Linked DNA regions of Homo sapiens: regions 2, 3, 4, 5, 6 and 7 are each linked to region 1. A link is a loop called in an ENCODE intact Hi-C map of the cell type or tissue named here. Cell type or tissue: chondrocyte. All regions are shown on one strand.

The links. A loop is a pair of places that touch in the nucleus more often than their neighbours do. Peaks named below come from ENCODE experiments on the same cell type or tissue, not always from the same donor. Only the 100,000 strongest peaks of a DNase experiment are listed, where the experiment ranks them.
Region 2: it touches region 1 in a loop (7-fold over the local background); 73 of 110 quality-filtered maps call a loop at or near these places.
Region 3: a loop joins it to region 1, with 3.0 times the contacts of the local background. A loop is called at or near these places in 2 of 110 quality-filtered maps.
Region 4: a loop joins it to region 1, with 5 times the contacts of the local background. A loop is called at or near these places in 47 of 110 quality-filtered maps.
Region 5: it touches region 1 in a loop (2.5-fold over the local background); 16 of 110 quality-filtered maps call a loop at or near these places.
Region 6: it touches region 1 in a loop (3-fold over the local background); 6 of 110 quality-filtered maps call a loop at or near these places.
Region 7: a loop joins it to region 1, with 5 times the contacts of the local background. A loop is called at or near these places in 39 of 110 quality-filtered maps.

Annotation. Positions count from the first base shown.
Region 1 is chr9:125,406,481-125,410,480 of GRCh38, forward strand. LOC101929014 (a long non-coding RNA gene) reads left to right here and starts at 3,981. Exons shown (of 5, transcript XR_007061776.1): 1 at 3,981-4,000. RefSeq lists enhancers at 1,215-1,809, 3,012-3,061 and a silencer at 1,662-1,971. In chondrocyte, CTCF peaks have their summits at 1,674 (motif pointing right) and 1,908; no DNase peak of the experiment used is centred here.
Region 2 is chr9:125,629,987-125,633,986 of GRCh38, forward strand. The region is part of intron 4 of MAPKAP1 (MAPK associated protein 1); the gene reads right to left. Among named protein-coding and RNA genes, the nearest start is that of MAPKAP1, 75 kb to the right of the region's middle. In chondrocyte, CTCF peaks have their summits at 1,509 (motif pointing left) and 1,709; no DNase peak of the experiment used is centred here.
Region 3 is chr9:126,153,176-126,157,175 of GRCh38, forward strand. No RefSeq gene overlaps it. Among named protein-coding and RNA genes, the nearest start is that of MVB12B, 170 kb to the right of the region's middle. In chondrocyte, a CTCF peak has its summit at 2,005 (motif pointing left); no DNase peak of the experiment used is centred here.
Region 4 is chr9:126,397,084-126,401,083 of GRCh38, forward strand. All of the region lies in intron 6 of MVB12B (multivesicular body subunit 12B), which reads left to right. Among named protein-coding and RNA genes, the nearest start is that of NRON, 11 kb to the right of the region's middle. RefSeq lists a silencer at 1,486-1,545. In chondrocyte, CTCF peaks have their summits at 131, 338, 1,573 (motif pointing left) and 1,790; a DNase peak (open chromatin) is centred at 1,601.
Region 5 is chr9:125,556,516-125,560,515 of GRCh38, forward strand. It overlaps MAPKAP1 (MAPK associated protein 1), which reads right to left. Exons shown (of 12, transcript NM_001006617.3): 6 at 3,118-3,294. Among named protein-coding and RNA genes, the nearest start is that of MAPKAP1, 150 kb to the right of the region's middle. In chondrocyte, CTCF peaks have their summits at 2,107 (motif pointing right) and 2,324; no DNase peak of the experiment used is centred here.
Region 6 is chr9:126,300,530-126,304,529 of GRCh38, forward strand. No RefSeq gene overlaps it. Among named protein-coding and RNA genes, the nearest start is that of MVB12B, 24 kb to the right of the region's middle. In chondrocyte, CTCF peaks have their summits at 1,645 (motif pointing right) and 1,878; no DNase peak of the experiment used is centred here.
Region 7 is chr9:126,489,292-126,493,291 of GRCh38, forward strand. The region is part of intron 9 of MVB12B (multivesicular body subunit 12B); the gene reads left to right. Among named protein-coding and RNA genes, the nearest start is that of NRON, 81 kb to the left of the region's middle. In chondrocyte, CTCF peaks have their summits at 2,192 (motif pointing left) and 2,405; no DNase peak of the experiment used is centred here.

The DNA of each region.
Region 1 (4,000 bases):
CCTACAGGGTGAAAGTTGCAGCCCTGGAAACTCTGCTAGGTCCAAGATCCTGGGACCCGGGCTCTCGTCTTACCTGCTGTATTGAGCAGCCTAGGCCATAGCTGCTCTGTGCGACTCCGAGCAAGGCCTTGTGCCTCGGCGGACTGAGTCTATAAAATGGGAGGGTCAGCCTAGAGGCATCTGACACTTGGGAACTCTGAGGGCCAGATGTGGGCTGGAACCTCACACCATGTGACCCATGTGAGTGTGACTCACATGATGTATGTGTGAGTGGGTAGCCACGCCCCATGTCAGGGTGGGTCACGTCACCATTGCTGATGCCCGGCCCAACCGGGGATCCAGGTGCTGGCCATGGACTGGGCTAGGAGGCCTGGGCAGAGCGGAGAAGTAATTACGCTGGAGTCAGGGCTGGAATCTCAGCTCTGCCACTCACCTGCTTCGTGTGAGCTCGGACAGGCCTGACCTCGCAGAGCCTCAGCTTCATCTGTAGAACCATGGGAACAATAATGCAGTCATGCGCCAGAGAAGGACGCTTCGGTCATCAAGGGACTGCATGTACGACAGTGGTCCCATAAGATCACAACGCCGTATTTCTCCTGTACCGGTTCTATGTGTAGATACACAAATACTTCCCACTGTGCCACGGTTGCCTACAGCATTCGGTCCAAAGACAGGCGGCACCTGAGTGTAGCCCAGGGGCAAGAGCCAGGTGTGTAGGGGCCGCACCATCTCGGCTGGCGTAAATCCACTCTATGCTCTTCGCAGCTGATGCATTTCTCAGAATGCATCCCTGTTGTTAAGGACACAGGACTGTCCTGCCACCCCACAGGGCTGATTTGCTGAGGGTCACAGGAGAGATTCTCACGGCTGGCCCAGAGCATGAGCTCCAGGGCCCTCACTGTTGTCATCTGCACAAGTGTTAAGTGCCACGTCCCCGCTGGGCCCGGTAGGCAGTGGTGGGCGGTGACTGAAGGATCCAGTCTAGACAGACAACCATGTTAATTCGCAGAGCTCAGGCCAGGACAGTGGGGCGGTGAGGGCCTTGGTTTCTGGGGTTTACGGTGGGGTTGGAGGCTGGGTCTCCAAGGGCCTCTTTCCCTGGTGTGTGATTTTTCAAAGAATCCAGGACAGAGTTAAACAGGCAGGTGCAGTCCCTGAGGACAGATGGCAGGATGTGGCTGGGGGGTTCAGAGGAGAGCTGGGGGCTGGGTGGAGTGAGAGGGGCAGAGCTCTCGGGATGAGTGGGTGGTGCTGGGAGACGAGCAGGGTCAGAGATCTGGAGAGGGGCGGAAAGAGGTTGCAGGCCTGGTTCAGCTGCCCCAATTCCACATAAAAACAGTCAGGGCTCGGTCCTCGGCCTCAGTTTCCCCCTCTGTAAACGTGGAAATGGTCCCTCCCTGTGGTGGCGCGGGGGACGGGGCCTCAGCTCCCCGGGCTCAGGAGATACCGCCTGGACCCGGGCAGCTTAAACACCCCTTCCCCTTCCACGAGGACCGAGTCCGAGGCCTGAGCCGGGCCGGGCTGTCTGCTGCAGGGCGGCGTCGAGACTTGGGGTGGGAGCCCCCGGAGGAGGAAGAGACGAACCGGGAGCCAGAGGGAGCCGGGTACACCGCGGGACTCACGGGGCGCCCCGGGGCCGGGAATCTAGCTACGGAATCCGGTCGGTAGGTGGCGCCGCGAGGCTGCAGTTGGGTTTCCGTCGCCCAGGCCGAGGGTGGTGCGGAGCCGGGACCCGCGGGGCTTCAGCGTCCCCCGTGGCCGTTCCCACCGCCGTCGGTCCGCGGAGATCCCAGGTGTTTTTAGGGCACCCAGGTTCACACCCCGTTGGGCCAAGACCGAGAGCGACGCGCGGGCACCGGACGGGGTGCGAACCCGGGGCGGACGGGCCCCCTGCCCCACCCCCTACTCCCGATCCCCGCAGCTGCCACCGCTGGGCCTCGGCTGCGAAGGCTCCAGAAACGGGTCCCCCGTACCCTCGGGCCTTCCCAGCCGCGCGGGCGTGCGAGGGAGCCGAGGTCCGGGAGGCCGCTAGGGCGGGGGCCCCGGCGTGGAAGGATCGCGCTCTGGGCTGTGTCCGTCGGCCGTGTGCGTGCGCGGAGGCCGTGGGCGCGGCCGGCAGGGGACCCTTCCTTTGTTCTCGCACTTCCTTCTCTGCGGGCCCTGGTCAGGGAGGACGCAAGGCCCAGGCTGCGAGCTGTGCCCGTGGGGACGCAAGCGACGGTGGGTAGGGACAGGCAGGCGCCCCTTCCTCCCGCTCAGCATCCAGCCTTCGGGCTCCCTGGCTGCTTTCCCGAGGGCAGCCTTGGCTGGGAAATGTCACCCTCCCCGGGGGAAGGAAGGGGAGCCGCGTGTGCGCGTCTTCCATGCGTCCTCCTGAGACCACGCCGCGCCCGGAGAAAGCCCTTTGATCCCCTCGCTATCTTTTCTTTTTCTTTTCTTTCTTCTTTTTTCTTTTTTTGAGACGGAGTCTCGCTCTGTTGCCCAGGCTGCAGTGCAGTGGCACGATTTCGGCTCACTGCAACCTCCGCCTCCCGGGTTCAAGCGATTGTCCTGCCTCAGCCTCCCGAGTAGCTGGGATTACAGGCGCCTGCCACCACGCCCAACTAATTTTGTATTTTTAGTAGAGACAGGGTTTCACCATGTTGGCCAGGCTGGTCTCAAACTCCTGGCCTCAGATGATCCGCCCACCTTGACCTCCCAAAGTGCTGGAATTACAGGCGTGAGCCACCGCGCCCGGACCCCCTCGCTATCGTGGATGCGGAACCTGCTCCAAGTCGCGCAGCTGGAAAGGGGCATCGGAGCCTCTGGGGGACGTCCCTGACTCGAGGCCGGGCCGATTTAGGGGGTGGAGGGTCGGATCGACTTCCCCCAAACCAGCCACCCCAGGGAGCCCCTGGAGGGGGCGAGCTGCCTGTGCCTGGAGGTGGGGACCATAGGTCCTTCCCAGCCCAAGGGCTCCCAGAATCCACACAGCAAGCGAGGCCCAGGGCTGGGAGGCGCCCTGGAGGGTGGGTTGGGAGAGGAGGTTCAGAGATGAGCGAGGCCCCACCCCGGCCAGGGAAGTCCCGTCCAGCAGAGCAGGTGGGACTTGTGGCTCATACCCGACGATGTGATCAGAGGAGGAGGGGGCAGGAAAGGTGGCCTTACAGGAGCCAGAGCTTGGGGGCCCAGACACACACCACACACACAGACAGACACACGCCACACACACACACCTCACACAGACACACCCACACACAGACACACCATACACCACACACACACCACACACATAAACATCACACACAGACACACACATACCACACACACCACACAGACACACACCACACATACACACACACCACACAGACACACGACACAGACACACACCACTCACACACCACACACACACACCACACACACAGACATATACACCAGACACACACCACACAGATACACACACCACACACACACACAACACACACACACCACACAGACAACCACACACACAGACTCATACACCATACGCACCACACATACACCACACACACACCACACACAAATACCAGACACACACACCACACACACACCACAGACACATACACCATACGCACACCACACACACACACCACACACACCACACACACACACCACACACACACACACCATACACACACACCACACACACCACACACAGACATATACACCATACACACACCAGACACAGACCACGCACATACCACACACACAGACACCACACACATGCACCACACGCACCACACCACACACACACACATACACACACACGAGCAGAGCAAGGGACAGCCATGTTGTGTGATCTGGGAGGGTGGCTCATCCTCTCTGAGTTGTTTATAAACCGGGCGGGACCCAGGCCTGCCAATCAAAGGCCTGATCTGAATGCTCTTATTGGTTCAGAGATGGACATGTGACCCTCTCTTGGCCAATCAGAGGCTTTCCTGCTGGAAGGGCTGCTGGAAGCCATCTTCGCACGGTTCTTCCC
Region 2 (4,000 bases), 220 kb after region 1:
AACTATGTGGGGAAGTAGGATGGAAGTGCACTGAGAGGCAGGGGACACTGAGCCTAGGGTCAACTAAGGCCTTAGAACCCCTACAAAGTAGAAACATAACAGTCAAGGCCAGGAATCAGTGACACCTAACTCTAGTAATCTCTGAGACAGTCAAGGGTCCAGGAACTCTCGCTCGGTCACCCAGGCTGGAGTGCAGTGGCATAATCACAGCTCACCGCAGCCTCGACTTCCCCGGCTCAACCGATCCTCCTGCCTCAGCCTCCCAAGTAGCTGAGACAACAGGCGCGTGCCACCACACCTGGCTAATTTCTTTTTTTTTTCTTTTTGCAGACACAGGGCCTCCCTATGTTGCCCAGGCTGGTCTTGAAATCCTGGGCTCAAGTGATTCCCCAGTCTCAGCCGCCCAAACTTCTGGGATTACAGGCATCAGCCACCATGCCCAGCCTCCAATAACTCGATTCTACAATAACTGGCTAGATTCCTACTCAGCACAAGTCCATACCAGGTGCTTTGTAAAACACTATCTCTGGCCTTCACATATTGTATGGTTTATTATTTTACAGATGAGGAAATCTTTGGCCCAAAGCAGTGCAGCAGCCCTGGTATGTCAATGCAAGTCTAGGGAGTTAGGACACAAACAGCCAACACTGAACCCTTAATCATGGAAAGATGATTAACACCTCTGCTATGGTTTGGATGTTTGTCCTCTTCAAACCTTATGTTGAAATCTGATCCCAAATGTTGGAAATGGGGCCTAATGGGAGGTGTTTGGATCATGGAGGCAGATCCCTCATGAATAAATTAATACCTTCCCTGAGAAGTGAGTTCTTACTCTATTAGTTCCAGAGACAGCTGCTTATTAAAAAGAGGTTGGGTTGATCACTTGAGCCCAGGAGTTTGAGACCAGCCTGGGCAACAAACAAAGGGAGACGCCATCTCTACAAAAAATAATTTTTAAAAATTAGCTGGGCATGGTGGCATGCACCTGTGGTCCCAGCTACCTGAGAGGCTGAGGCAGAAGGACTGCTTGAGCCCAAGAGTCTGAAGCTGCAGCAAGCTGTCATCACACCACTGCACTCCAGCCTAGGTGATACAGTGAGATCCTGTCTCAAAAAAAAAAAAAAAGCCTGATACCTCCCCGTGTCCTTCTTCCTCTCTCACCATGTGATCTCTGCATTCCCCAGCTCCCCATCTGCCTTCCTTAATGAGTAAAAGCAGCCTGAGGCCCTCACCAGGTGCAGATGCCCAATCTCGAACTTTCCAGCCATCAGAATTGTGAACCATAAAAACCTTTTTGTTTTATAAACTACTCAGTCTCCAGCATTTTGTTATAGCAACATAAAATGAATGAAGACAACTGCCTTTGCTCTGTCCAGCCTGGCAGAGCCATGCAGAGCATCTTCTACCCAAGAACCCTTCTACTATTTTCAGGCAATGTTCACATCTTCTCTGGATGGATTCTGTAAAGCCCAACTCATATGCCCCACCCGGTTCCTAGTCTCTACCACCTCCTTGTGGCACTTGTCTGAATAGACACTTATAGTTGTAAATGTCTGTTGTACAGAACTTACTATACCTCACCACACTAAATTCCCTACTTTTGCTAACCACAGCCATGGTGATTTATTCAGACGTAAGGATGTCAGTTTCCTGCTCCAAATACAACTAGCAGGAGCAAATCAAAACTCTTCTTGATCAAGCCTCGTCTCTCACCTCCTCTGCTCTCAGCCTCCACATTCCAGTCATACCCTACTACTTTCATTGCCCAGAATTTACCAGCATCTCTCACCTCAGATGTTTACACCAGCACTTCACCTACCTAGAAGCCTCCTGCCTAACCTCCTCCCATCCTTCAAGGCTTGGCTTAGGGGTCATCTAAGGAGTCTTCCCTGATATTCTCCCATGCGAAGCCCAGGCCAGGTGTCCTTCCTCTAAGAAACTCACCATACTAGGCCAGGCGTGGTGGCTCATGTCTGTAATCCCAGCACTTTGCAAGGCCGAGGCGGGCAGATCCCTTGAGGTAAGGAGTTCAAGACCAGCCTGGCCAACATGGTGAAACTCCATCTCTACTAAAAATACAAAAAAATTAGCCAGGCATGGTGGCACATGCCTGTAGTCCCAGCTACCTGGGAGGCTGAGGCAGAAGAATCACTTGAACCCAGGAGGAAGAGCCTGCAGTGAGCTGAGATCACGCCACTGCACTCCAGCCTGGGTGACAGAGCAAGACTCCGTCTCAAAGAAAAAAAAAAAAGAAGAAACTCACCATACTAAACTTTTCCTCTCATAGCATTTATTATGCTATATTATAATTGTCTGACTTCCCTACAAGATTACACATACCATTAAATTAGGGACTATCTCATTCACTATTGTATCCTCAGCATTAGTCAAGTCCCTGGCACATACAGGCACTCAAGAAATATTTGAGAAATGAATGCATGAGTTTTCCTTCTAACTACCTGGCTCTGCTGAATCATACTGAGGTTACAATTAACCATGACCCTAAACCTTTTCTTTCATGTGCTACTTGGTTAAACCTCATCTTCCTCTTCCCCTTTTCCACTGCCACCCCCATACACAAATGACTGCATCTTATGACTTAAGTGCAAGTATCATTTTGGTGTGTCAAGACCACTTTAGTCCCTGACTTTGTCACTGCACATGCCTGCTATTCTTCCCAGCCTTCTGCCTTCCACAAGTGTCATCAGCCTATCATCAATGTTCTCATTCAGGTCCCTGACAGCAATGAACACACAAGAGACCTACAGCTTGCCACGAAAGATAGCTCTCCAGTTTGACATAAATCCATTAATCACCACTCTGTGCCTCGTCTCTCAGCCAGGTGCAAAGTCCACCTGACCACAATGTGACTGGAGAATATCTCCAGCTTGCGTGCAAGAATACTATGCAAAAATTGATGCTTTACTGAAATTCAGAACAAAGAATTTTAACCACAGCCCTCTATCTAGCTAACAACCCTATCCAAGAAAGAAATGGGCTTGTTCTGCCCTGCTTGGTTCTGAGGAAACCCATGGTGGCTCCTAGCAATCACTACTTCCCTTTTTTGAATTTACAAGCCCTTTAGCTCTGCTAAGTGAGCTGTTGTAAATGCAAGACCGCTCAATCCCAAAGCTGAAAAGAGAAGTCTATGAAGTGTGAGTTGCTGAAGGAGACTTCATGAAAGAAGTGAGATTTAAGGAAGATTTCAATGCACAGCGCCAACAGAGCTTGGTAGAGGACACAGGGAGAGTAGCCAAATCTAAGTGTGAGTAACAGGGACAGCAAGGCTGATTGTGGATAACAAAGACAGCAAGTCAGAAAGCCTGGCCCAAGTATCACCTGGGACAAACAGGGACTAATAAAAAGCAAGTTCTTCCTGCTGGGCTGCCTCCTTGAGCCAAAAGGTCAACCACAGCTGGGCTTCTGCCTGAATTCTTATTTTAAATATAATAGAACACATATTAGATTAAGCTGAGACAGAAAGTAATCCTTACATAAAAGACAGTTGTCAGAATGGCCAATCTAGTTTCTCCTAAGCACTTTCTGATGACGAATCCACCACCAGGATTATGTGTAATGGGCAATTTTGATGCAAAGTACTATTTTGCAACATTGTCCCATTTCTCTTCCAGAAAAATGCAGAGGTAATTATGTACTCATAGTCAGTGTAGCAAATCAGTTAAATTAAACCTGTATTTCATCTAATTCATATAGAATATGAATAACATAACTAACTTTTCTAATTTCATACTCTAGTACTCTCAAGTAAATAAAAGGGGAAAAAAAGTAAAGTTTCTCCCCTACAAATAGAATCTGTCACTTCCTAGGATGTGCACTTTTCAGCTCATGCATCCTAAATGCATGTGGAGATATTATATGCACTTTCTATTTAGCAATTTAATTATATCTTTGCATTCAAAGAGTGGCAATGGTTTGCAGTAATAATCAGGTGAAAGCATTCTGACATTAATATGCTGGAATCCGATGTGTTAATTTGATG
Region 3 (4,000 bases), 750 kb after region 1:
AGTCTCCGGTGAGAGCCATCCAGCCATGGAGTAGGCTGCTGGCTGCATAGTGAGATCCCTTCCACCAGAATTAAGCAAATCAAAATGGGATATTCAAGCTGCAGAAACAACTGTATGGAAGGGATAAGCTCCTAAACTCTTTCAGATTTGCATCTGGGAGCCTCTCTGAGCCACAACAATTTCAGTTATCCACCCATACATGTATCCGTTCACCCATCCACTCATCTACTCACCCCCCCATCCAACCACTCATCTATCCTTCCACCCACCCATACATACATACAATTCATCCATCCAAGTTACCCATCCATTTAACAATTCATCTATCCATCCGTCCGTCCATCCATCCATCCATCCATCCATCCAGTTCATCCATCCATCCGACAATTATCCGTCCATCCACCCATCTATCCATGCATCCATCCATACATTCATCCAATCATTTATCCATCTATCCATCCACCCATCCATCCACCCAATTCATCCACCCAACAATTCATCCATCCATCCATCCACCCACCCATCCACCCAACAATTCATCCATCCATCCATCTATCCATTCACCCAATAGCCATTGGGCCTCTGCCTTGTGCGAGGCACCCTGTCAAGCCCTGGAGGAGCAGTGGGGAGAACTACATACAGCCACGGTCCCTGCCCTCATCAATCTTCCATTCTAAGGGAAGAAAAACAACAAAGGCTGATGAGCCCCCCAACAGGAAAAGGACCAACTTCTAGGGAGAATTTACATCTGGATTATTTTGTGGCCTGAGGTTTAGCTTGTCACTTCAGTGATTTGCCAGTCCTTGGTGGGTCATCTGGGTCACTGAGAAAAATGTGAAACAGGATAAATTGCAATCAGTCCCCAGCCCCTGACTAGAAGATGGGCATGCCAAGGTTCCCCTTCAGAACCCTAACATCTTACACAGTGCTTGGTTCAGAGGAGGAATTCAGGAAAGGTTAGATGACTAGGGAGGTGGAAGGATGGATGGATGAAGGAGGGATGTATGGAAAGACAGACAGATGAACAACATGACTGAGGCTAGAAGGCTTGCCATGACTGTAGTGAACTGGAAACTGGTGTTCAGAGCCCACCTCCATCCCTAGCCAGCCAGAGGGCACCTCTCAGGTGCTGCATGGTCTATGGGTCCCAGAGCCTTGGCCACCCTTTCCTGTCTGGTGCCCACTAGGCATGACCCATACCGGGCCTGTAAGGCAACCAGAGCTCAGACGGAGCAGCATCCACTGCACTGCCAACTGCCTCCCTGAGCTGGGTCTCCAATTTCCACTAACGATGTCTGTCTGCCCCTTTCTAATGGCAAGATCGATCTCCTCAATGGAGAAGTTGAAATCAATAGAGCAGTTGATTAGTTCTGCGTTCTCCCTGCCATCTGTTACTAGTAAGACAGTGTCACGGAAAGGGCACAGGCCTGGTGTCGGGCAGGCTGGGGTGAATTCTGCCTCGCCCCCAGCACTCTTGCAGCAAATCACATCCCATCTCTGGGCCTCAGCTTCCCTGCCTCGGAAATGGGGATAATACTGCTGAGTTTGCTTTGATAATTTGTGAATGCCTGGCACAGGGATTGGAAGAACAAGGAGGGTAGGTACAGCAAGGGCTCGTGGGTCCTGGCAGAGGCATGTCTGTGTGTCTGTGTGTTTTGACAATGAACTTCCAGTCTCCTGGGAAGACAGCGAAAGGACCCATGACGTTTGGCCCCATGGTGGTGGCAGTGCACCTAGGAAGAGCCTCAGACTCAGGTTCAGAGGTTTTGTGAGACTGCTCAGCAGGAAGGTGAGCCTGAAAGGGAATGGACCTCTTCTGCACACATGCCAGGCCCCCCAGCTGCTCGAGGAAATGGGATTGGGGGCTTTGGGGCCCCAAAGGTATCCCTGCACAGCCCTGAGCCCTGGGGCGCAAATGCCCCCAGGCTGGAGGAGTGAGGTGCCATCATCCTCAGGTTCAGCAGCAGCGAGGAGGGTCCTGGGAAAACCTGCCCCCTCCTGGAAACTTTTTTATTTTATTTTATTTTATTTCATTTTGAGGTAGAGTTTTGCTCTTGTCACCCAGGCTGGAGTGCAGTGGCACGATCTCAGCTCACCACAACCTCCGCCTCCTGGGTTCAAGCAATTCTCCTGCCTCAGCCTCCTGAGTACCTGGAGCTATAGGCGTGCACCACCATATCTGGCTAATTTTTTGTATTTTTAGTAGAGACAGGGGTTCCCCATGTTGGCCAGATTGGTCTTGAACTCCTGACCTCAGGTGATCTGCCCGCCTTGGCCTCCCAAACTGCTGGGGTTATAGGCGTGAGCCACTGCGCCTGGCCCCCTCCTGGGAATTTTATAAAAGACTTCCTTATTTATTGTAAAGTAAATGTATTATGTTCTCCTGGTTATAAAGCCAGTAAGGACCTAACAAATACAAAGAAGAACAAGAAGAAAATAAAAAACATCCTTAATTCTATCACCTAGAGATACCCACCCTTACATATATCCTTCTTTTCTTTCCTTTTTTTGTGAATAATATTAAATATTGCTGCTATGGTTTCCTTCCCGTCCGTGGCTGACTGCACACGCCTCACTCAGCCAGGCCTCGGTGGCCCATGCAGTGGGAACCCTTTTGCTAATGACAAAGTGAAGGATCAGAGAGGTGAAGTGCTTTGCCAAGGTCACTCAACTTGAGAGTGACAAATGATTTATGCGCTCAGCTAACTTGAGTGACGGCAAGATGGGCAGGGCCGGTGTGCTGCTGAGGTTTCCATTCAGGTGATGGAGGTGGACCTATCTGCCCGGCCCCAGTGCTCCTCACCTCTCCCTCTACCTCTGAGGTACCCCACCCGGCTTTCTTAGGGATGTGTGCAAAGTGGGGACTTGTATGTGTCGTCCCCTTGATGCTCTCCTGTGAGCCCTGCCCGTACCACCCTCAAACAACAGGGTTGATTTTAAGGCCCCAGGGCAGCCCATCGGGTGAATGGGTCTCAGATCTTCAACTGTGGGCCCCGGGCATATGGAGACACAGGGGTTCATTTTGGGGTCCCTATGGGCAGTGGCCACCTTGCCACCGGCCCTCTAAGGTTGGCTGAAACTCTGTGACATCATGACAGGCTCATTCTTCCCAGTGCGGGGCCCACACAGGGTGTCAGAGCCCCTCACAGCCCTAGGGCCCATCTGCCAAATAAGGAAAGAGGCTCAGGGAGACGCCATCGCTTGCTCAAGGTCACAGGGCCGTGGAGGTAAGAGTCACCCTGGTCTTTCTGAGTCATGCACCTGTGTCCCTGACCTTCCATTGGCTTCTAGAGTGAGGGCTTCCATTCACCCTCAGCTGTCAGTGGCCCACGATCCAGGGATGTCCTGCAGGGAGTGGGCCGTGCCAGGCACGATGCCATAAGAACAGGGACAGTTGGCAGATGGTGGGGGCGAAGGTGGTTCTGGGGCCTCACTGTGCTGTGTGGCTGATGGAGGTGGGGTCACAGCAATGAGAAAAATCAAAGACAGTGATTGACAGATATAGCATCTACTTTCTCCTGCACACGTCTGGGCTGAAAGCTTCTTGACGTGGTCCTCCTCTGACAGCAGCTGTGATTCTGATCTCACCGATTCACACTTGCACACACTCACACACTCATCCAATAGTCATTACGTCCCTGCCATGTGCAAGACACTGTGTCAAGCCCTGGAGGAGCAGTGGGGAGAACTACATACAGCTACCGCCCCTGCCCTCATCAATCTTCCAATCTAAGGGAAGAAAAATAACAAAGGCTGATGAGCCTCCCGACAGGGAAAGGACCAACCTCACCCTCACATACACATACTCACACCTAAGCGCTTGTGTGCAGACACTCACAACACCCTCACACATGCACGCACACTCGTGTGAACATGTGCATACTCTTCTCCACTGACACTGGCTCACACCCATGCACACACGTGTGCACCCATACACTCACACGTGCACACACGTCTTCCCTAGGCACGCGGCCATTGCCCACATTTGGTTTCTGGTGGG
Region 4 (4,000 bases), 990 kb after region 1:
CCCATCACTTGTACTTGGAGCAGCTCAAGTGTGGGCTCCTTGCAGAGGCTGGAAAGCCCCCACAGGAGCAGTTGCCCTGAAGTTGTTACAGCTGCTCCCTGCTGACATCATGTGGTCTAGAAGGGCCCAGAAATGGGCACCACCTCAGGCAGGTTTTGACTTTCTGTGGTTAAAGAAAGAACACCAGTTCTCTCAGATAAAGCAGAGAGAGCTCTCAGAAGCCTGCTGGTGACTGTGAGAGCAAAGTCACTTGCACCTGAAGCAAGACAGCCGAGAACACCGAGCCACCGGCAGCCTGGTGGGTTTGGAGGGTAGTGCGTCAGAACCAGATGTTTATAAGGCTTATGTATTTTATCACCTCTGCTGTACAGTTTATGGTTTACAATGGCTGCAAGGAAATCGGATCAGTTTTGTTTTACTTGCCAAATAAAACAAATGTCAAAATAGTCAATATAAAATGTATTCTAATTTGGCTGAGTTAAGTCAGCCAATATGCAACAGGATAATTGAATGTTCATTAGTGCTTCCAAGTAAAAGCCATTTGTCTGTCCCAAGTTCTCCTGTGCGGTAATTTACAGGTAGGATGCACACCTATGTAAGCCTCATCCATCAGGGTTTTTTGGTTTTTGTGGGGTTTTTTTGTGTGTTGTTTTCCTATCCAGTATCTTTGATTTATTTTAAAATGAAATGTTGATTATTCATTCAAATTTTCCATTGAAGACCTAGGAAAGGATGAGTATGCTGTTTTATTCCTTGAGGCTTCAGGTCTCTACACTCTCCAGAGGAGGAATCTGATCACCTCCCCTCTGGTGGGGAGCAGTGGCTGGGGCTTGTGCTCCGAGTGCTGGGGGTCTACCAGGAGCCTATAGGGTAAGGCAGGCCCCTCAGTGGGGCCTGCAGGGCTGCACACCAGCTCCGGGATTTCCTGTCTTCCCTTTCCCAGCCAGAGCCCCAGACATTAACGTGCGCTGGCAGCCTCCTCCTCCCCTGGCTTCTGCGCCTTTGCTCCCGGTGCTCCCTGCACATGAGGTGTGTTTGACAGGTCTCAGCGCAGAGGACTTCTCTCCCGGGAAGCCCTCCCAGAGGCTCCTGGGCTGGGCCTGTGCTGGGTCTTCTTCTGTGAGCGCTTCCGGGGCATCTCGAGCCCGTGTGGTGGTGAGGGCATGTGGTGAGCCTCCGAGGAGCTCCCCAGCGCCTACCTGAATCCAGGCACGAATTCAGTTTCACCATAAATGCGTCCCTGGCAACCCCTCCAGACTACTCCCTGGTCCCTGAGCACTGCGCGGGTCTTTTCCTATGGCGAGAGTAATCCAGGCTTGTAGAAAATTGGCAGAATGTAGAAAGTATGAAAAAACAGGAATTCCATTTCCCACGAGCAGATGCTTATAACCTTTTGTTATATTTCCCTCAAGTCTTTTTCTTGTGTACTTTTTACATAGGTGATATCATATCGTGTAATAGCAAGTCTGCATCTTGCTACTCTTTTCTCAGGTAGCCTTAACCATAAACCTGAGAACCACGTCCAGTGCGGTCTTTGTGTGGCGTGGATCGGGCCTCTGGGAGCGCGGTGACGCAGCGCCCTCTACTGCCCAGCCGTGGCGGTGGCGGGGAATGCGGTTCTGAGCCGGAGCTAGTGGCAGGCTCTTTCGCCGCAGAGCCCTGGCCCAGGCCAGCCAGGAGGACCTAGGAAGCGGTGGGTCACAGATCTTGCTGCCTTCTTGAGTCTGTATTCCTCTCCAAAGCCAAAACCATGTGCTCCGCCTCCATTTCTTGTGTCATCGCTCAGATTTCAAAGAATTTCCTGCCATTTTTTGGAATGCCGTTCATTCCCAGCTTTACTTCAGACAAAGGTGGATCTTTGCACCGTCTGTAGGCCATCACCTGAGGACCTCGTGGTTCTAGCAGCACTGCCTTCTCTGTCCAAAAGCAGGAACTGCCTCTAGAAGCAGGAGCTTCCCGCAGAAGCTCCGTTATTGCAGAAAATGCTGTGGTGTCACCGGCTTTGGAGTTGTCCTTTTGGAGCAGGCAGGTCCCCAGGGAGAGGGATGCTCCTGGGCTGTATCCAGTGAGTTGGTGGCTAAGGTGGTAGAAGGTAGCTTGGCAGAGCTCCTCTCCCTCATACAGTGATGCTTCATCTCACATACAGACATCGCCACACACATCTCTTGACTGTCTTCTAGTGAAGAAGGGCAGCCACTTCTTCTGGGACCCAGAGCCTCTCCATATCTCTGGCCGCAGGCGCTCCATCCCCTGCCTGCCTATGTCATGCACGTCGATCAACAGGAGAGAGCTGGCCTGGGGACGGAGGCACAGTCCCATCTCTGTGGCCCTCTTTGGGGCTGGGCCCAGCTTTGTGAGTCAGCCTTGGGCATGTGATCAGATGGTGGGGTTTCTGATTCAGCTCTGTGATGCTGTCTGGGGCAGGGGGCCAAGAGAGGAAACACCTTCCTGGCCTCTATCAGAGCAGCCCCTCCACCGTCTGTCACATGCAGGGCGTCACCTGTTTCTGCTGGGAAGAAGAGGTTCCGCTGCTGCTGGGACAGAGGTTGGGAAGAGCCCCAGGAGGCAGGTGGGCTCACAACCGCTGGAGCACCAGAAGTCCCCAGTGTGATAAGGGAATGGCTCTGTGTCGACCCAGGAGGAGTCCCCTGGTGGGCTGCAGCCCTCTAGCTCAGCAAGCAGCAGAACCATGGCTTGATAAAGACATCAGAGGCATGCTTATCAAATTTGCAGATGATGCAGAGTCATTAGGGTGAGCTGACGTGCTGAATGATAGAATCAATACTCTGCATCTCCTCTACAGCCAGAACAACCTGCTGGAGCCATGGGAGGCGATGGGCGCAGGCGGAGAGGGCCCCCGAGGTTCAAAAATCCATCACACAGGAGCCAAACTGAGGCCTGGCTTAGCAGCTAAGTGTGTGAAATGGCGGGGGTCGGAGCGTGGGTGTGTGGAGTACAGCCTGGTGTGCACAGCGGGAGGCCCTGAGTGGAGTCCTGCTCCTGGGGCGTGTGCACTGCCTCACACCACCAGGCAGAGGTTACCCAAATCCAGTGTCAAGTTTGAGGAATCCAGTTTGGAGCTGAGTAGAGACAGGCCAGCCTGCTGCAGATGTCTTAAGGGTCAATGGCAGGAGAGAAAGTAGAAGTGTTTCCAGGTGGGGATGGAGGGGTGGAGAGATGGCTGGGGGCTCCAGAAGGCAGAATTAGGTCAGGTGGACTGAAGTTACAAGGAGATAGATTTAGGCTTAACACTTTAAAAAAATCAGTAAAGACAGCTTCCCCAAGGTGAAAATTCTGTGGCATCAAGAAGCTGACCTGAGGGGTGATGCGCTCCCAGATGCTAGGGGTGGTCAGACGGCATTTGGATCCTTCAGACTGCAGGAGAACTAGAGCAATCAGTGTTTCTTAAGCCGTATTTAAGGAACTTGTCATATTCCCTCTCCCCACCTACAGAAATTCAGGTTCGGCAGAACTACGTGTTAGGGTCACAGACACCTTGTCCAGAGAACTTCAGGGCCCTGCAGTGGGCAGGGAGGGCACAGAGCAGTGGGCCTTGGTTTCAGAGGTCCTCAAGCCGTCGTCGATGCTGCTTCTGTATCTGACTTGCAGCCATTGCCTTCCTCCACTCACCAGTGCCGAGGTCAGAGGAGGAGGTATGGATAGTGGAGAGTTGCTGCTGTGCAGCCTCCCTGAGAGGGAAGGCTCAGAGGGGCCTCCCACAACGTCCGGGGCCCTCCCTTGGTGATGCGGACACCGTGTCTCCGTCCAGGGTAGGCAGGCATGAGCTGACGATGGGTGGTATTCTGTCCCTTTCAGAGTCTGTCAGAAACATGTAGTCTGGCCTCCAGCTGGCTAGGATTTTCGGGACATCTCATGTTTATGTGAACATCCATCCTGCGGGGGCTCTCCTAGAAAATCTGCAATGTGTGGTTCCAGTAGCCTCACCCCACCCTTCCTGCTGACCTGGGCTGTCCTCACCATGGTCCTGAGGGAGAAGCTG
Region 5 (4,000 bases), 150 kb after region 1:
TTGGGATTAAGTGAGATAGCATATGCATAGTTGGCCCTTAGTAAGTATTAGTTCACTCCCTATGTCAAACCTACTTGCCTCTTTCTGTTTCAGCTTAGTGTCTTCCCAGCCACTTCTTGTCCCTCCTCTACTGGGAGACAAATGGAAGGAGGAAAGGGGGGAAATGACGAGGAGGAGTAGTTACGGCTTTATTTATTTTGCTGGGATTTCCTTCTCTGAAACTTTAGACACATCCCTACAGACTCCTGAAGGTCTGCTCTGTTCTGCATCTGTAGGAGAAGCTTTACTAACTTAGAATATAGACCAGAAAGGCGAGTAAGAGGTTGCTGAACCAAGAAAATACACACAGGGCAAACGGTCAGTAATCTGTACTATTTCATCAGACGACTGAGAAAAAGAAAATTTATTGACACTTTTGTTCTTAATGCTCACATATAAAGATTTCACTTTACCTCGTGTTTTCAGAAACACTCCAGACACATCAAATAAACTCTCTTGAATTTTAAAATAGAAAAAGGATTGACTGGGCTATGTGTGTGTCTGGGAGTGGGAACACAGGGATGGGAGTAATTCAGGATCAAAAAACAGAGTATTAAGTTTAAAGCAGTTGTTACTCTCTGCCTTCCCCCTCCTTCCTATTCTCCAGAAGGCAGGGTTCATAGTGAAACACTGTGTAGTCTTAGATGCCCCTCCTGGAAAGGCATATGAATCCTAGCCCCACTCCACTCTACTGAAAACTCAGTGATTTAAAGCCTCTTGCTTTAAAAAAGGACTTCTGGTTCAAAAGACTGCTATGATCATGTGTTAACATTCATGTAGAAAAAGTTCTAGTCATATTAATAATCAATAAAAATGCAAGTAAAAACTATCGAAATGCCACTGTGTATATCTTTTAGAGTAGAAAAAAAAACTTCTAATACCTTGTAATGGTAAAACTATAAAAATGATTTTAGGAATTCTGTTGGTAACATTGTAAATTAGGACATCTTTCAGAGGGCTATTGTCAATAAAAAGTGAGTCTAAAGATGTTTTTACTCTGACCAATAATCCTACTTACAAGGCATGATCCTAAGGAAGTTGTTCAACAGAATAAAAGGTATATAGATAATGACCATCATCATCAAATTACTTATTAAAACCACACAAGGAAGCAATCTAAATATTCTGTGATCGGCTTCCACTACAACCCATACACTTTTCTTTTATACTGCTTATCACATTTTAATTATTTGACAACTGTCTCACTACTAGATAGTAAGCTCCATGAGGGTAGTGCTGTCTCTGCCTAGATCTCTGGCACATAAATACAGACTGTAGGAATTAAGAACAAATACTGAAACGTTTATAATTTATTATTTTTAGATGGAGTCTCACTTTGTCGCCCAGGCTGGAGTGCAATGGCGCGATCTCAGCTAACTGCTACCTCCGCCTCCCGGGTTCCAGCGATTCTCCTGCCTCAGACTCCCGAGTAGCTGGGATTACAGGTGCCCACCACTGCATCCGGTTAATTTTTGTATTTTTAGTAGAGACGGGGTTTCACCATGTTGGCCAAGCTGGTTTCGAACTCTTGACCCTCCTCGGCCTCCCAAATCCTGGCCTGCCTCGGTCTCCCAAAGTGCTGGGATTACAGGCGTGAGCCACTGCGCCTGACCTAATTTAATGTCAAGTAAAAATAACACAAAAATATGTGTGCTACAAGTGAAACTGAGTAACATATACACACGATTATTATACAAGATTAAAAATAGTTAAGATGGAGGCATCATTGGCCAACTTTTCAATTATTTTAAATATCCTTTAAAGTTATTTTAGTACCTCTGAAATGAAAAAGCAGGAAAAAATTTGCTGTTATTTACACCAAACTTGACCTTGTAGTAGGGATGAAACGGCCACCATGAAAGCCTGAGGGCCCACTCCCCAGCTTACCCCCAGGTACTCAGTTATTCTTTCTTTGCTCAAGGGTAGAAAGAGCCAAAATACTCATATATCATATGTAGCATAACCCTATTTTCTGTAACAATCTCAAACAAAGGCAGTATGTTGAGAGAGACAGGGAAATGTCTTCTAAAGCAATCCCTTTTGAGCAGTGAATTTGCTGGTTACTAACAGCAGGGGGTGCCAAAGGGATCGCTATTGTTCCCAGGAGACAGCCATGAGAAGGACTGCTGAGGCCTAGGTTGAAAAAAAGCTTAGGTTTGAGAGTAAAATCCAAATGCAGCAGGTTTTCCCTTAACAACTGGGACATGTGGATAAAACTCAGGAGCTCATAAACTTGAATGGATAAAAACTACATTTTAATTTTCACTAACTTCTAATATTTTGCATTTCCTTGATTTATAAGTGTAGGCAAACAATCACAGCAGAATCACAGTGCCAGTGACTCTGTCATGAACAGAAGTCATAGCTAACACTACAGCACATTACAGCTGTTGCAGATTTCTCAAATACCATTTATGCTCATCACCGCTTTGAAACAACAGGCTTCAGGAGTTACTGTTAGGTATACAGCTGGATATTGTTTAATCTACTAGTAAAGCCACACATATTACTATATCATGAATTTGTTCAATAATCTGATAACTTTAAATAACAGAATACTTTTATATTCCAGTGGATTTTATTTTATGCATTTACACACGCTTTTCTGAGAAAGGCACAAAAAAAAAGCTGAAGACATGTGCTCAGTCTCAAGGCAGGCAACTGACAGGGAAGGTCAAATTTGGTCTGAGAGAAAATTATTTTAAGTCACAAGAGAGAAGTGGCCACAGTGCACATTTTCAGTTAGTGTGTATTCCTCGCAGAGAAGGTGCAAACCTAGAAGTTTTGCTTCACAGGCTCCCAGTGCACCAGTGTTTCCAGAGGCCTGGCTCTGGACATGCCGTTCAGAGATCTGCTTCACACAATGTGCCACTGCAAAGCAGTCTGCGTAGCCTAGGTGCAGAGGCATGAAATACAATGCGAATGTCGTCCTCAGCATCTCTCTGGGAGTCATCGTTATTACCAGTGGACTCTCCAGATGCCAAATATCATTTATTTGATGAACAAAACCAAAATCAGATCCAAAATGCTAGAAGGTTGGGATGAGATACCGAGAGAAGTAATAGAGTCAGTACTCACATTCGAACAAAGAGTGACTCTTTGGATGTCAGACCAGGAGATGAGTACTTTTCAACCAGGGCCAAAGTACTGAAGCCAAACTTATGAATGGGCTCATTGGAATCCAGCGGGGGGAAATCGGTGTCCACCTCCCCATCATCCTCAGCAATATGCAGGCAGTAGGCACTGACATTGTCACTGAAAGGAAAACCAAAAAGGCGAGTGAATACCAAGGTAGGGAAGGGACAAGAAGACCAGAGGGTATGGTGCACAGCAAGCAAATTGAGGAGACTGCTTTTCTTTACCCCAAGCCTGGTGATACAGTAAAAAATCCCAAATCCTACTTCATTTGATAGAGAGAATACACATGGCAATGCAAAGGGGAGAAAAACAGTGTGAAATGAAGGTCTTTATACTACTCTATTCTTGCAACATTCACTGAGCCCTATTGCAGCTACGACAAAGAACCTAACCTCTTAGATCAAAGGTGAGATTTAGTATCAGCCCTAAAAGCAGCTTACAGCATAGTAGGGAGGAAAAGTAATAAGCATTACACTAGCTACAATACAAATGTAAAAAATATATATATAAAACAGATACAAACAAAACTGTAAAGGGGGGAAGATTATCTGGCCTCGGGGAAGGCAGGGGTCAGAGGCCTTTGATTTATGGTTAGGATTAAGAAAATATCTGGACAGGCATGGTGGCTCATGCCTGTAATCCCAGCACTTTGGGAGGCTGAGGCAGGCAGATCGCTTGATCCCAGGAGTTCAAGACTAGCTAGGCAACATGGCAAAACCCCATCTCTGCTAAAATACAAAAATTAGCCAGACATGGTGGTATGCGCCTGTAGTTCCAGCTACTCAGGAGGCTGAGGTGAGAGGATCACTTGAGCCCGTGAGGT
Region 6 (4,000 bases), 890 kb after region 1:
TATTCAACCATTTTGGTTCACAAAAGCTGTCCCATAGAGTTCAACATTAGAAGAGGAAGGATCCCTCAGGATCCAAGAGCCCTGGAGAATGCAAGACTAGGGCATTCCTCCCGGGAGACAGAATCAGGACCTGATCAAGGAACATTCCCCGTGCCCAGTGAAGGAACCCTTTGAAATGTGGGTCCAGCCTGATTTCAGAATTTCTCCAGTGCTCTGACTGCCATGTGTCTCCCATTCTGGTCCCTTCGAATAGAAGTGTTTAACTGAGATTGCCCTGTTCCATTTCACCACAGCATATTGAGTCTGTGGGTGGGAGGTAGCCGGTCTTTTTGGTTCATAGATCTCTGAACCAAAATGAGCCAGTTATTTCCTCTCCCTAATGAGTTTCAACTTGATCACAAGATCACACAAGATCCTGGACTTTGGGCTTCAGCCTGAACTAGTGGCTGGATGGAACTTTGGATTGCTTGCCTGGAGGTGAACATGTTCTACATGTAGGAGGTAGAGGGAATTGAACATGTGGTGACCAGAAGAACAGGGCCAATCCAGATTTTTTTTGGCCACTAATGCCCTAGCCCATTGAAGTCAGTCTTCGCCACGTAACTCACTTTGACCAACAAAATGTGAGTAGAAGTGACATGTCACTCTAAGCAGAAACTGCTAGAGTCAATTTGTATTTGGCCACATTTTCACATTTTCTTTCCTACTAAAACAACAAACACAACCAGCAATGGTCCAGACAGAGAATGCTCCAGCGGCCTGGATTCTGGAAGAAAAAAAGTGAATTGCCAAACCCTAGCCAACTTGACCTGGACAGTAGCATGAGTGAGAAATAGACACTGTAAGATCCTGGGATTTTGTTACTGCAACATAGCTTGGCTTATCCTGACTGACCCAATCACTCAACACAGAGCCTGGCTCAAAATAGGTGTCATCACGACTTTTTTCCTATCTCTCGAAAGCCAGATAATCATATTAAAATTCCTGGAGACACACATAAAGTATGAGTTTGGTTTGGTAAATAATTAAATGGAACTAGAGTGAAGCCTACATGGAGGGGAGTAGTTAACAATAAAAGTGAGAAACTGAGGCTGGGTATGGTGGCTCATGCTTGTAATCCCAGCACTTTGGGAGGCTGAAGTGCGCTGACTGCTTGAGGCCAGAAGTTCGAGACCAGCTTAGGCAACAAAGTAACACTCTGTCTCTACAAAAAAAAAATATATATATATATATATATTATATATATATATATATATAAATTAGCTAGGAGAGGTGGCATGCACCTATAGTCCCAGGTACTGAGGAGGCTGAGGTGGGAGGATCACTTGAGTCCAGGAATTCAAGGCCACAGTGAGCTATGATCACACCATTGCACTCCAGCCTGGGCAACAGAGACAGGCCTCCTCTCTAGAAAATAAAAATAAAGCGAGAAACAGAGGCCAGATTATCAAGGACTTGCAATAGAAGCCATATGTTTGGCTGAACTTATTTTGTAAAGGGTACAAATAAAATCACCTTTACAATTCCAATGTTAATTTCCCTATCAGAAGAAAGAGTATCTTTCTTACCCTCTCACACCAAGTTAAATCTGAGATCCCCAACAGGAGTCAGTTGAGGTTACTGCTATCTCACAGAGAGGAGCAGAAAATCCAATCTGTCCACCAGAGGGAGGGCCTGTGTTCCTGGCTGCTGGCTTCTCTGCCTTTCAGTGTCACAGCTGAAAACAGACCCGCCCAAAACAAGCAGCATAAAAGAAACAATTGATAGACCTCCCCACGCTAAAATGTAACACTTCTAAATGACCTAAATGACCGCAGACACCATAAACAAGCTAAAAACAAGCTATAACCTGGGAGAAAATATTTGCAATTTATATAACAGATAAGGGATTAGCATCCAGAATATATAAAGAATTCTAGCAAATCAATAAGAAAAAGACAAATGGCCCAATAGAACACTCAGCAAATGATAAAAAACAGTCGATTTATAGAAAAGGAAATTCAAATGGCCAATAAACTTGAAGAATGTTCAATTTCACTAGTAATCAAGGAAATAAAACATTAAGTGACTTTGAACTATATTTCACTCATCAGATTGGAAAAAAGAAATTAAAGCATTAAAGCTTGATATGAAATGTTAGTGAGAGTGTGTGGAATTCGGGACTCTTGGATCCTGCTGGTCACAATGGAAATTCGTATCACCACTTTGAAGAACAAGAAATCCACTTGCCAGTATCTCCTCTGGAGATAATGTTTGCACATGTACACAAGGAGACCTCTGTGAGGGTTTTTACTGAAGTACTTTCCATAAGAATAAAAAACTGGAGACAGCCCAAATGTCTATCAACAGGGAATTTGCTCAATAAACCATAGCATGGCCCTACTATGAAGTATTATGCAACCATTTAAAAGAATGGGGTAAATCTATGACATCACCTGGAGAGATATTGTTGGGCAAATAAAGCAAGAGTCAAATACTTAGAGTAGTACCTTTTATGTAGAGACAAAGAGGACGAGAAAAACAGAAACACCCAAAGTAAGTTTTTAAAATTTTATATGAGTATGGATGCATAAAAAATACTTGAAACAATGATTCAAAAGGAAATACGAGTAGCAATCTCTGAGACTTCGGGAAAGGACTTTGTGTGGTGGTGGTGGTGGTGGTGGTGGTTATGGTTGAGAGAGTGGCAGGAAAGAATTAAAAGGGACTTGAGCTTTATCAATATTTTTGTATTTTTTACAGAAGACAAAAAGGAGAAAGTATTTATGAACTGCTTGTATAATTGAAAATTAATTATTCATAAAGAGAAAAACAGGCTGTCTGGCAGCTCGGTGAACCCCCTCCCACTGACAGAAAGACAGTGCAGAGCTAGGAGCACACACATCCCACCACTGATGGGGGACAGTCATTTTTCAGGGCACATGGAGGGAGAAACAGTGGGTTAGTCAGGACAACCTAACTGCTGTAAATAACAACACCAACATCTCAGTGCTTTAACACAAGTTTTTGTCTCACTCACTTCACAAGTTAATGCACAGTTGGGTGGAGGCTCTGTTCCACACAGTCACTTAGGGGCCCAGGCCCCTTCCATGTTATGGTTCTGTCATCTCATGGCGCTTTGCCTTTCAGGCCTAGAAGTAACCATACCTCACATTCTATTTGCCAGAACTGAGTCAAATGGTTTCACCTAACTGCGAAGGAGGCTGGGAAATGTAGTCTAGCTGGGTGCTAGGAAGAGGAAAATGGCTTGATGATCGTATAGCAGTCTCTGCTACACTCAGCCCTGGTGGCTCCAGCTTCTATTTACACAGTTGTTTTAGGACATATCCCAGCCTGGCTTCTCACAATAAAATGGCACAGGGACCTATCACCTATAAGCCATCTAAAAATTCAGGTCTTAAACGTAAACTGCCCAATTCTCCTTGCTTGGCACCCTGCAAGTAAATGCCTTCCTTTCTCCCACTACAAACCTTGGTGTGGATATCTGGTCCTACTGTGCCAGGCAAGGGCACCCCACATTGGTTTGGGAGTCACTCTACTCCCAACAGCCTCTCCCCCAACCTCCCTGCACCAAGCCATTTTCCCCAAGGCACCCTCAAGCTGTCAGTTTAGGAGGGGTTTCCAACTCTGACCATCCTCTAAGCCTAGACCCACCCTCTGTCCCCATCTCACTGTCTTGGTAGTGTAGCAAAAAGGAAATCCTTCCCCAATCCCCACGTCCAAATGAAATGCCCACCCTATTTGTATGCCCCGAAGACTACTTTCTCCAGGAGGAATGTTCACCTTTTGCTACACAGGGCTGGGGAATGCAAATTCCACTCAGAAGCAACAGGAAACTTGGAAAAAGTTCTGAGTAGGGCACTGATGTGACGAAATCCATGCCTCAGGAATTGGTGATGGGGCAGCAGTGAAGGGGTGAACCTGGTTTGGAGGTGATAACAGGGTCCTGCTGTGGTACTTGATGCGAAAGGATCACTTAGGCAAGTCTGGGGCATAGGAA
Region 7 (4,000 bases), 1.1 Mb after region 1:
TCCCAGGCCCCCTCACCCCAAAGTGGAACACAGGCCTGCTCATCCCAGCCCAGCGTGCCACACAGCGCGGCAGTCAGGGCACCTGGCAGCTGGTGGAGCGTGGTTAGATGTAGCTGCCCTGCTCTTCACCAGGGTCTCCCCAAGAGTCGTGGTACCTGATGCACTTGGGTGAAATTTCATGAAAAATGCCCAAGGACGGTCATGTTTTAAAGTTAGAATCAGTGGATGCGCCATTGAGCAAATTTTGAAGGAAAGGATCTGTGGAAAGACAGAAAACCTCTCACGATTCAGACATGCTCCATGATGGCGCGGGTGGCTGAAAGTGAAGGAAGCCGTGATTCATAGAGAAATTCCAACTCAAACGCCGTCACCCTGCTGGCTCCCCATGACAGAGCAGTGGCCTTCTGCCTGGCCATCTTCCAGCAGCCATGTGCTCCTGCCACCTCCGTCACCTCGCACCCAGAGCAGGGGCTTTGCTGTCCTCCCAGGGCCCGCATACATGAGTCCCAGGCATGAGGAAGTGAATTTTTACCTCATCGTCCCTCAGCCAGGGAGGTGACCAGGGGCTGGTCAGTGGCAGCCTCGTGGCCACCGTGGGCAGTTTTCTTGTCCCGGCCCCACCTGTCCGTGCCTTGTCCCCTCCCCTCCAGTTTGGCTCTGCAGGAGGGCAGTGGGTGACCCGGTGGGGCTGTTGTCCCAGTGAAGCCCTTACGGTTCTCCAGACAAAAGGCTGTCTGTGTCCCAGAGCCTGGAAAGTGTAATTTCGCAGCCAGCGCCCATGATGAAGCATCTTCTCTGGGCGTGAGGAGATGGGTGTATAAATATTCTCTGTCTCTGCCGCTCTTTATTTCCCTGGTAAGCAGTTGCCCCATTTCTCTAGCTGATGGATTCCCCATCGCAACCAGGGTGGGAGCTGCCTGGCTCTGCAGTCCAGGCGGGAGCTTCTAAAATAATCCTCATGTCTTGATTACCTGTGTATCCTCCCTCCCCACCCACGGTCCCGCCCTGGCATCCGTGGAAGACCTCACCATCCCGGTCAGGAGGCAGCAGCCTTGGGTGTAGGTTTCATGCTGTGTGCTTAACTACCCGCAAGCCTTGTGAGAACAGGAGTGAACCATTCCTGTAATGACAGGGCACCGGGCAGTGGAGAAGTCCGGAGCGACTTCCAGCCCCATGCGGAGCCGTTTCTATCAGCTGCCAACCTCAGCAGAAACCACAGTGCTCCCCGTTCCCTTCCAGGAGTGCCACCATCAAAACCGCGGCGGAGGAAGCACACATTAGCCTGCCGCACTCCTGGCGGAGCAACAGCCTCCATTTTCATTCGACTTTAAAGCCGAAAGATGAGGGAGGGTCTAATTAGTAAAGGGATGCTCTAATATTAATCACCCGCTTAAAATTGACAAGGGAGGCAGTTCATTTAACCACTTAATTGCCACAGGTTTTTATGGGCTGCTGTTTGCAGACATATTTAATGAAGAAGTTATAAATCTAAGGGAGCTTACAGTTTTAATTTTATACCTAAATATTTTCCTTGTTCTCATGTTTGTAGTCAGTCCTCAAGAGTGTAGTCACGTGGAATGTTCTTTAAATGAACATATTTGCTAACTGGCGTGATTTCAGTTTTTAAAACACTGGTTCCAGCAATTAGGCATTTTTTTCAGTTCCCAAATGACTAGAGAAATCCGTCTTGATTATAATTGCTCTTAGCCACGCATATCTAATTTGTGTCTTTTTAAGTGTTAATTAGTAAACAGTTTGAGCTGACATCTTTATGTGTTTGTGCGTTGAAAAATGGGGCTTATTGCTTATTTAGCTTGGGGCCGATTCCACTAGCATTTACGTCACGACACTGAGGTGGAATTAATGAAAATGCATTTGGCAGCATGAGGTGAAAAGGATTTTTGAATTCAACTTTTAGACGTCCGCATTGCGTGGGCTTCTGCGGGTCTCTTCAAATATACGAGGTTAGCGTAGATTTGGGACCTATGTCCCGCAGGAATAAAGTGAAGCAGATTTTTGTATCAATAATGAAATGGCAGCGTCCCAATTTTATAAAAGCAAAATGTTCCTATTCCCGCACAATTGTTCATTCTTTCTACTTTTGGAAAGCTTTCCTGGTGCTTATTAGATGTTGAAGAATTTTGTGGCGCGAACTGGTGCAGCCTGAAAAATGTGCGGTCCCTTTGCACCATCTAGTGGTAGGATCTTAAACTGCAGCAGGAAATAAGGTGCCTTTTCTCTGCCTATGAGATTCAATATTTCACCGCCCAGAATCCTTGTTATTTCTTTATTTTTCTGTTAGAAAGCTGAAATGTTTGGGGAAATAAATCTGCCTACTTCAGATATTAAAAGTTAGATAAATAAAAAGAAACCAACCTAGTCTGCTCCCTTTAATATATTGCTAAAAGACACAAAACTATCACCCAAATTCCTACAGAGCTGTCACACTGAGCTAATTCCAGCCCAAAACAAAGAAACCTAACGAATTAGTAAAGTAGATGCCTTGCAGAAATCATGAGAGAAGTCTGAGGCTTCTTTTCAAATACAGGATATAGCTTGGGACCACCGCTTCATAGACTCTACAAGCGTCTGACCACAGCGCAGGAATCAGTTTTATGCCACAGACAAGATTAATTATCTTCCCATAAATTGTTGAGGTTCTTTTGGGCAGTTTATCATTCTAAGCAGCTCCCCTGCCGATCAAAATTGATTTTTTAAATATTTAGTGTTTCCTGAGTACCAAGGTTGTCCATGTTTATAAAAATGCAAACATTACAGGAACATGTAAAAGGTGAACCTCCCCCTCCGTCCACTCCTGCGGCACGTGCACACACACACACACACACGCTCAGCAGGCTCATGCAGTACTGCCGGCTGCGACCTGCCTCTGTACTATCTAGTATGTCTTACACGTCTTCGCATGTTCCTTTACAGATCAGCCTTACCCTTTTTAATGACTATATGTTGTTCCCTTTTATGATTATGCCATAATTTATCTAACCAATCCACTATTGACTGACTTTTGAGGTGCTTCCAATTATTCACAATTACACCGCTGCAATAGATTTCCTTGTACATGTTGCCTGGCTCGCCTGGGTCTTTCCCTGGAAGAGGATGTATGTTACCATTTGCCTTTTGAACAGGGCGGGGCTATTGGAAGTCCCACCAGTGGTGCCTGAGGGGACCTTTCCTCACATCCTTATTCTAGCTAAGACTCACTGGGACCTTAATGTGCCCCTCCATTTAATTTTTAATCTCTGCTTATTTTGGCCAGGTGCAGTGGCTCACGCCTGTAATCCTCACACTTTGGGAGGCCAAGGTGGGAGGATCACTTGGGCCTAGGAGTTTGAAACTAGGCTGGACAACATAGCACCACCCCATCGCTACAAAAATAAAAAAATTATCCAGGCACAGTGGCTCATGCCTTTCTTCCCAGCTACTCAGGAGGAGGCTGATGTGGGAGGATCACTTGAGCCCAGGAAGTTGAGGCTGCAGTGAGCTATGATTGTGCCACTGCACTCCAGCCTGGGTGACAGAGAGAGACCCTGTCTCTTAAAACAAAAAACAATTTGGCCACTCTTCAAGTTGAACAACTTTTCAGGTGCTTATGAGCCACTGTGTTCTCACGCGAGCGTCTTCTGCTCGCTCTCTGCTCAGTTGTTTTCTATCAGCTTCTGTAGCTTTTGCATTGATTTTAAAGAGCTCTTTACGTTTTAAAGAGAGCAAACTTTTCTCTATGAGTTCAAATACACACACTTTAATCAGTGTCTTTTCAGCTTGTAAATGATGTGTTCTGCTATACAAAAGTTTCAAAATGTTCGTGGGCAATTTTCTCTGTTTATTTGGGCTTTGTGTCATAGTTAGATTATGAAAACATTCACCCCTGTTTTCCCTTATTATTTTATATATTAAAATATTAAATACTTTTCAACTACTTAATCCATCTGAAATTTATTAGAAGGTAAGAACTACAGACAGCTTTATTTTACCCTAAAACATT